2 separate regions of the Homo sapiens genome follow, and region 1 is linked to region 2. Evidence: chromatin contacts called from ENCODE Hi-C or POLR2A ChIA-PET data. All regions are on one chromosome and are shown on one strand. The core of a region is the stretch at or near the end of the contact, and the rest is flanking DNA. Distances in the headings are between cores, read along the strand shown. Region 1 holds the start of LINC02298 (long intergenic non-protein coding RNA 2298). Region 2 holds the start of BRF1 (BRF1 general transcription factor IIIB subunit).

Evidence for each region. A loop is a pair of places that touch in the nucleus more often than their neighbours do. ChIA-PET counts read pairs that join two places held with the same protein, here RNA polymerase II (POLR2A). Pooled maps may share reads with other maps.
Region 1: a map of CD8-positive, alpha-beta T cell shows a loop between it and region 2 (15-fold over the local background). The contact joins the promoter of LINC02298 here to the promoter of BRF1 in region 2. A Hi-C loop is called at or near these places in 11 of 168 maps with a recorded cell type or tissue (B cell, CD4-positive, alpha-beta T cell, CD4-positive, alpha-beta memory T cell and 7 more), 19 of 37 single-sample maps with no recorded cell type and 22 of 50 pooled maps. POLR2A ChIA-PET finds 5 or more read pairs at or near these places in 11 of 52 experiments (A549, AG04449, HEK293 and 7 more).

The regions. Positions count from the first base shown.
Region 1 is chr14:105,092,897-105,096,814 of GRCh38, forward strand. It overlaps LINC02298 (long intergenic non-protein coding RNA 2298), which reads left to right and starts at 1,251. Exons shown (of 6, transcript NR_110546.1): 1 at 1,251-1,320; 2 at 2,431-2,546; 3 at 2,644-2,872. RefSeq lists silencers at 300-559, 870-919, 1,090-1,139 and an enhancer at 782-1,404.
Region 2 is chr14:105,298,244-105,302,265 of GRCh38, forward strand. BRF1 (BRF1 general transcription factor IIIB subunit) reads right to left here and starts at 2,758. Exons shown (of 18, transcript NM_001519.4): 1 at 2,203-2,758. The coding sequence starts at 2,386. It also overlaps the pseudogene LOC124903409 and a transcript of PACS2 not described here. RefSeq lists an enhancer at 1,500-1,579 and silencers at 2,430-2,839, 3,070-3,439.

The sequences.
Region 1 (3,918 bases), core at 1-2,500, 210 kb before region 2:
ACCCTCCTTCCTGGTGGGTCCTTACTCCCAACCCTGGCCTGGCCATGGGATTGCCAGGGTCTGGTGGGGGGGGGGTCCCTTTCCAATGGGGCGCCTTCCTATGCAGACAGAGGAGAGGGGAGTGGTCAGGCTGGGTCCTCAAGGTGCCCAGACAGGGGTGCGAGGAGGCAAGTGCTCACCGGAGCAGCCAGGAACGCTCCCTGGAGGAGGGGGCCCGGAAGCTCCCTGGCTGCAAGAGTGGATTCCTGAGCAAAAGCTCCGCGGGTGGAGAAAGAGAGTATGGCGGGGGCCACGGGGGTCCGAGTCCCGACACGCGGCTGCGCACTCGCTCCCCTGCACCGCGGGCGGGGCTGGGGCCGGAAACGCGCGCGGCGGCCTCGGATTCCTGCGCGGTGGGACAAGCCCGCGCCTGCGCGCCGCCCGGACAGGGCACGTCGCCCGCGAGGGGGGTGGCGGGCCCAGGAGGAGGGGACCCCGACAGCCCCTCACCGCCTGCCGGGGCGGGCCGCCACGCTGGACGGGGGCAGCGCGGGGCGGGGTCGGGGGGCGGCAGAAGGCGCCTTTGTGCGTCGCGTCCCCGAGCGTGTCGCGGCGGGCCCGGCACCGGCCCCGCTCCAGCGCCCGCCCCCGGCCCGCGCCCCGGGCCCCGCGCGCATACCTGGCGAGGCCACGAGGGGATTCTGCGGGCCGAGCCCCGCCTGGGCTGCGCCGCCGCAGGCGGGAGAGGCTGAGGATTCTTTTGGGAAGCCCCTCCGCCGGCTGTAACCCCAGGGCCGTGCCACCCTCCTGATCACCGCAAGCATGGACCCCCCAGCACGCTGCGGGTGGGACAGGCAGGGCCCCTGTGGGGTGGCTTGACTGGCCTGGAGTTGGGGACGAAGTCCCCGGGCTTGGTCCCCCGAGGGCTTGGTTGGGCGTCCCGGGGTAGGTGGCTGCCGCGGCGATGTGGGCGGCTTGCGTGTGGCCGATCGGGGTCGCTGCTGAGCCCCGGAGAGCGGAGGGTCCAGGCTAGGCTGGGGGAGCGAGAGGCGAGGGCGGAGCCGCGGAGGTGTGGGCGGCTTTCGTGGTCCGAGAGGCCCCAGGTTCCCGGCAGGGCGGGGAAGGCTGGGGCGGGGCCAGAGCCGGAGCCGCGAAGCCGCGATGGAGAGGGCCTGGAGGGTGCGCCAGGAGCCGGCGTCAGGGCCTGCCTCCATCTCCTCCAACCCCCACCCCATTTATTCCTGTAACAAATCCCTACCGGGAGCTGGCACAGCAGCTGTGCGCTGGGGACACACGAGATGCTCACCCTCCCTGCCCTCCAGGAGCTTGGACTCAGCTGAGGTCTGCAGGGGCCAGCAGGAGCAGGGCCGAGGGCCCTGGTGGGAAGGTCGTGGCCCACTAGGGAAGGCTGGGCCCGGGGGGTCAGGTGGAGGGCAGGCTGAGCTGCGAGCTGTGTCTTCAGCCTACAGCAAGGCCACCACTCCCAGCGCCTGGCCTCCTCGCTCCCGAAAGCTCAGCTCAGCCTACATGTGCCGACCCCTCTGTCCCCCAGGCCCAGGTTGGGCACTGGTCAGGACGGTGCTCCCAGAGGGACCCAGTAACAGGAGGAGCTAGGGTGAGAGCATGAGGGTGGGGGGAGCGGCAGAGAGGAGGGAGAGGCAGGAGGTGCTCAGGGCAGGAGTGTCTGGAGTGAGGAGGGAGAGGCAGGAGGTGCTCAGGGCAGGAGTGTCTCGAGTGGGTCTGGACAGGAACAGGAAGGGCATTCCAGGCAGAGGGGCCCAAAGAAGCAAAGGTGCACCAGGGAGAAATGCCCGCTGTGCTCCACCACAGTGGAGGTGCAAACCTCAGCATGGAAGATGAGGCTGGAGGGAGGGGCCTGGGCTGGAACATGGCCAGGATGGCAGTGGGGAGCCATTGGAGATGTTTGAGCCGGGGAGTGACAGGGTCAGATTCGAGTTTTGGAAAGATAACATCTTGAGCCATTAAACAGATTTCTAGGATTTCAGGTTTATTTATTTATTTATTTAGAGACTCACTTCACTCTGTTACCCAGGCTGTAGTGCAGTGGTGCGATCTCTGCTCACTGCAATCACTCAAGGCCAAGTGATTCTCATGCCTCAGCCTCCTGAGTAGCTGGGACTACAGGCGTGCACCACCATGCCCAGCTAATTTTTGTATTTTTAGTAGAGGCGGGGTTTCGCCATGTTGGCCAGGCTGGTCTCGAATTCCTGGCTGGGATTACAGGCGTGAGCCACCACGCCCTGCTGGATTTTGGATTCTTGATACGTATCATCAACCACTCTCCAGAGTTTGGCCAGCTTCACGCTCCATCAGTGGTCTCACCATAGACCTTCTAATCTTGATTGTGTTGGCTGGTGTCTATTTTCTAATGGTGTTTGGTTTTGGAACCTGCATTTCTTTGAAAAAGAGTGAGCATGTGCATTTTCCCAGATGCCTGGTATCCAACTGCACTTCTCCATGTGTGCATTGTCCCCTGAGCTGGCAAGAAGATCCTACTAGTTGGTCTGCATGCCATGCCAGCTCGGCCTTGCACCCTGGGGGCCCAGGTAACTAGCTCTCACCAACAGAAAGAGATGTGATGGACATCACCTGAGGCCAGACCCTAAGACCTCTGTGTGCCCCCTCCGTGTCTCCTGTCTGCAGCTGTTGTCCACACCAAGGGTGGCCTACAGAGGGAAGTGAGGACCTTGGGACTTCCTCCAGGACAGCCCTCGCTGTCCAAATCTCCACCTGCTGCAGAGCTGCCTCCAGTCAAGCCCTTGTTTCCAGCTTTCTGTGCCCTAAATAAACTTCTGCTGGGATTGAGCCATCAGCATTCTGTGGTGGGCGTCGCTGCTGCGAGGTTGCCCTCGTGCACACAAGCTCCTCACAGGTAAAGGTGATCTGCCTGTGGACATACTTGTTACAGAAGTTTCCCACCTGCTGTGCGCATCTTGCCTGTGTGCAGTCACCATTCTTTATGCAGTTGGTGCCTCCATCTGCTCCTGTGTGGTTTCTTCTTTTGGTTCCTTTATTATCTCTCTTTTGGTGCTGTTTCCCAGGGACTTAACTGCTGGAAGTTTGATAAATCCTCAACTCTCAAATTCACCCTTTTCTATAGATTTAAACAGACATTGAATGTTTCACCTAGCATTGGGGCAGAAGGAAGGTGCAGGCTCGGCCCTTGGCCCTTCTCGGCCAAATTGATCTCGCGCCCTTGAGAAGCTCCAGAATGAGTCTGAGAAGCCTCACCGGGGCTGATACATCCCTCCAAGGTGGGGGTCGGGAGACTCCCTGGCCAGGGGAGGCCTCCCCTGGGCCAGCTCCAGGCTTTGCCAGGCCCCCTTGGAGCCTGCACCAGCCGTGCCCACCAGGCACAGGCCAGCACGCACGGAGGCTGGCAGGTCTGTGAGCCCAGGATTAGGGGCCCACAGAGGCAGACCCAGGGGTCCTGGAGGTCACAGACAAGGCCGTCAGCTTCTCTCAGCCCGTGCAGCCTGGCCCTGGCCCACCAGGCCAACCTTGTGTGGGTGTGTACACCACCCCCATCCCAGGGGCCACACCCCACCTGGCTCCCGTCCCATGGCTGCCCCAGGGAGGTCTTCCTCTCTTCTCTGCCCACAATTCACCCTCTCCCTGAGCCCTCTTCTCTCACCTGGGATCTGATCTTTCCTCCTGGACACTCATGATGCCCACAGCTTGGTCACCAGCTCTGTGCTAGAGATCCTGACAATCCCTAAGCCCCTTCCCCAGCCTCGGTCTCCCCATCCCGGGAGCAGGGCGGTGATGCCACCCTGTACATGCCTCTGTCCCCAGCCCCGGCTCTTCTCCAAAGTGCGACGCGGGTCTCCAGTGGCCTGGGACCTCCATCTCTCAGAGGCACCCCTCCCCTGGCAGTTCAGGCTCAGGAGCCACCTCTTTCCCTCCGTCTCTGATCAA
Region 2 (4,022 bases), core at 1,508-4,007:
AAAAAGAGAAAGGGAAATTAATAGCCACAACAACTTTGAAAAGGAAGAACAAAGGTTGAGGGACTCACAATATCTGATTTCAGGACAATATAACAGGTATAGTAAAAAAGCGTGTGATGCTGACAAAGGAAAACGGCACCTGATCAACAGGGCAGGACACAAGGCCCAGAGACAGACCTGCACGGACGGGGCCCAGTGAGCACAGCCGAGGGAGCAAAGGCCTTCAGTCTTTCAACAAACGGTGTTGAAACAAGGGGACCTCCAGATAAACAATGAGCCTCAGCCTACAAAGCACACCTTATACAAAACATAGATGGACCACAGATTTAGGCCAGGTGCGGTGGCTCGCGCCTGTAATCCCAGCACTTTGGGAGGCTGAGGCAGGCGGATCACTTGAGGTCAGGTGTTCAAGACCAGCCTGACGAACAGGGTGAAACCCTGTCTCTACTAAAAATACAAAAATTAGCCAAGTGAGGTGGCGCACGCCTGTAATCCCAGGTACTTGGGAGGCTGAGGCACGAGAATCACTTGAACCTGGGAGGCAGAGGTTGCAGTGAAACGAGATTGTGCCACTGCACTCCAGCCTGGGCCACAGAGCAAGATTCTGTCTCAAAAAAAAAAAAAAAGTTAAAACTTCTGCTTTGAGGCCGTGCGCAGTGGCTCACGCCTGTAATCCCAGCACTTTGGGAGGCCGAGGTAGGCGGATCACGAGGTCAGGAGATCGAGACCATCCTGGCTATCACAGTGAAACCCCGTCTCCACTAAAAAATACAAAAAAAATTAGCCGGGCATGGTAGTGGGCTCCTGTAGTCCCAGCTACTCGGGAGGCTGAGGCAGGAGAATGGCGTGAGCCTGGGAGGCAGAGCTTGCAGTGAGCCGAGATCGAGCCACTGCACTCCAGCCTGGGCAACAGAGCAAGACTCCATCTCAAAAGAAAAAAAACTTCTGCTTTGAAAATCACATATACAACAAAGGGCTTGTAACTACAATCCACAAAGAACTCCCAAAACTCAACAATAAGAAAACAACCCAAATAAAAAATGAGAGTCAGGGTGTGGTGGCTCACGCTGTAATCCCAGCAATTCGGGAGGCCAAGGCTGGAGTATCACTTGAGCCCAGGAGTTTGAGACCAGCCTGGGCAACATAGAGACCTTGTCTCTACTAAAAATAAAATAAAATAAATGATCACAGCATGGTGGCATGCACCTGTAGTCTCAGCTACTCAGGAGGTTGAGGCAGGAGAATTGCCTGAGCCTAGGAGTTCAAGGCTGCAGAGAGCCATGACTGGGCCATTGCACACCAGCCTGGGCCACAGAGTGAGATCCTGTCTCGAGATAAATAAAAAAATAAGACTTGAGCACACATTTCAACAAAGAGGATTCGGGCATGGCAAATAAGCACCCTAATAAGGTTGAACATCACTAGCCAGTAGAGAAATACAGAATACCACTATGATGAGATGCCACACACCTGTTAGAACAACCGAAATAAAAACATCGACAACACCAAGTGCTGGTGAAGATGTGGGGCAACTGGTGAGAATGCATAATGGCACAGCCACATCACAAAACAGTTCATGACAGTTTCCCATAGAGTTACACATACAGCTAAGTTCCCCAGAGAAATGAAAACGTATGTTCACACAGAGAGCTGCAAATGAATCCTTTTAGCAGCTCTATTCACAACCACCTGAAACTGGCCACAGTCCAGCTCCTTCCACAGGCTGGGGTCCATCCCCAGCCCGCAATACTGCCCATCACTGAAACGTCCCCTCCGAGGCCTGCAGCAGCCTGAGTGGCCCTAGGGCATCCGCCCGGTAACCACCAAGGCCAAGGGCAGCAGCAATCGGATTCTAAGTACCAGACATTGCTGAAAACAAAACTGCAGGCACAGAGAGTGACAGTGAGGGGCAGCTTGAGGGGCCTTCTGGGCTCCCCAGGCTCTCTTCAACCCTCCCTGTGCTGGCTGCCCTGGCCCACGCGTGTGTCGAGGAAGTCCACGCACGCCACGGGGGTCCACAGGCGCGCGAAGAAGGTCTACATTCTCGCCAAGGGGATCCACACTCGCGCCCAGACGGCGCAGAACCGCGCGCCCCGACAGAGCGTGCGGTACCGAGGCGCTGGTCCCGGCCGCGCCGTCACCGCCTCCAGCCCGCCTAAGCCGCACCGAGAAATCCGCGCAGCGCCAGCCCGCGGGACTCACCGTCCAGGGACACGAACTGGCCCACGGCCGAGGAGCCGCCGCCGCTGCTCTCCACGAACTGCACCTCGGACACGATGATGTTGTCCTCCAGCACTGAGCCGCAGGCGGTGCACACCGCGTCCCCGCGCGCCGCGTCCAGCTCGATGTCCGTGCCGCCGCAACCGCGGCACACGCGGCCCGTCATGCCGGCGACCGCGCGGGCAGCGCCCGGAGCCTCCCAAGACTCTCAAGCCACCCGAGCCTCCGGAGCAGCCCGCGCCGCCCGCCCAGGCCCAGCCGCCCAGGCCTCGCCGCTCTCGCGAGGCCCCGCTCCAGCCGATTCGCAGCCGCAGATTCGCCGCGCGCGCCCGGGCCGCGCCGCCCGCAACGGCCGCGCCCGCGGGATGGGACAGGCACCGGGACCACGGCGGGGACGCGAGGACTGGAGCCGCGACCTCCCCACTGCGAGCGAGCTGGCCTCCCTTGCGGCGCGCCGGCGTCGGAGGGGCGACCTGCGGGGGCTGGGCTTCGGCGGAACCCGAGCGGGGCCTACCGGTGAGCGCAGCCGAGGACTGGCGCTTGGGGGCGGGGCCACGGCGGTGAGCGCAGCCCGGGACTGGAGTTTGGGGCGGGGCCTCGTCGGTGGGCGACACCGGGGACTAGAGCTAAGGGTGGGGCCTCGCGGTGAGTGCAGCCGGGGACGGGACCCAAGGCTGGCGACGGGACCCAAGGCTGGCGACGCGACCTAAGGCAGTGGGCGGGCCCTTGGCGATGAACGCAGTCGGGGACTAAAGCTGGACGCGGGGCAGAGGAGGGTCCTCCTCGGATAGTGAGCGCGGTCTCCAGCGGCGAGCGAGGCCTGGGGTGAGGACTCAGCCGGATGCGGGGCTGAGGGTGGGGGGCGGGGCCTCCCGTGGAGAGACGGCCTGCGAAGGGAACTGGAGCTGTGGGCGGGGGAAGGGGGCGGAGCCTGGGTCTGGACCCGAACTGTGGGCGGGGCTTGAGGCGAGGGGGCCGAGCGTGGTGGGCGGGGCCTTGGCTCCTGAGGGCGACCTGGGACCCAACCCCGGGCTCTGGGAGTGGTGGGCGGGGCCAGGGCAGCTGCGCTGGGGGGCCTGGCCGCAGAGGTGGAGACACCCGCCAGGGGCCACCCTGCCCCGCCCTCCGCATTTGCGGCGTCCGCCGCTCCGCTCGCCCAGGTTCCAGAGCCTCCCCGTGCGCCCCGCTATTCTCCGTTTTCTGTTCCCCTAAAATTCCCACTTTCTAGCAGTCATTCGTGGCCACCTGTGGTTACCCGTGAGTCACCTCGCTGTGCCCCCTGCCCAGAGCGGGAACCCTGGCTGCGCACGCCCTCAAATATCTGCAGGTGCTGTTCACAATCGCCATAGGGCCGGTGACATACCCAGGAATGAGCCTAAAAAGAAATGCGTAACCAGGCGTAGTGGCTCACGCTTGTAATCCCAGCACTTTGGGAGGCCAAGGCAGGCGGATCACGTAAGGTGAGGAGTTCGAGACCAGCCTGGCCAACATGGCGAAACCCCGTCTCCACTAAAAATACAAAAAAATTAGCCAGGCTTGGTGGTGGGCGCCTGTAATCCCAGCTACTCGCGAGTCTGAGACAGGAGAACCACTTGAACCTGAGAGGTGGAGGTTGCAGTGAGCTGAGATCCCGCCATTGCACTCCAGCCTGGGTGACGGGTGACAAGAGTGAAACTCTGTCTCAAAAAAAAAAAAGAGAAAAAAGGAAATGCGGAAGACCCCACCCTCTTTTTTTTCTTTCTTTTTTTTTTTTTTTTGAGACGGAGTCTCTGCTCTGTTGCCCAGGCTGGAGTGCAGTGGTG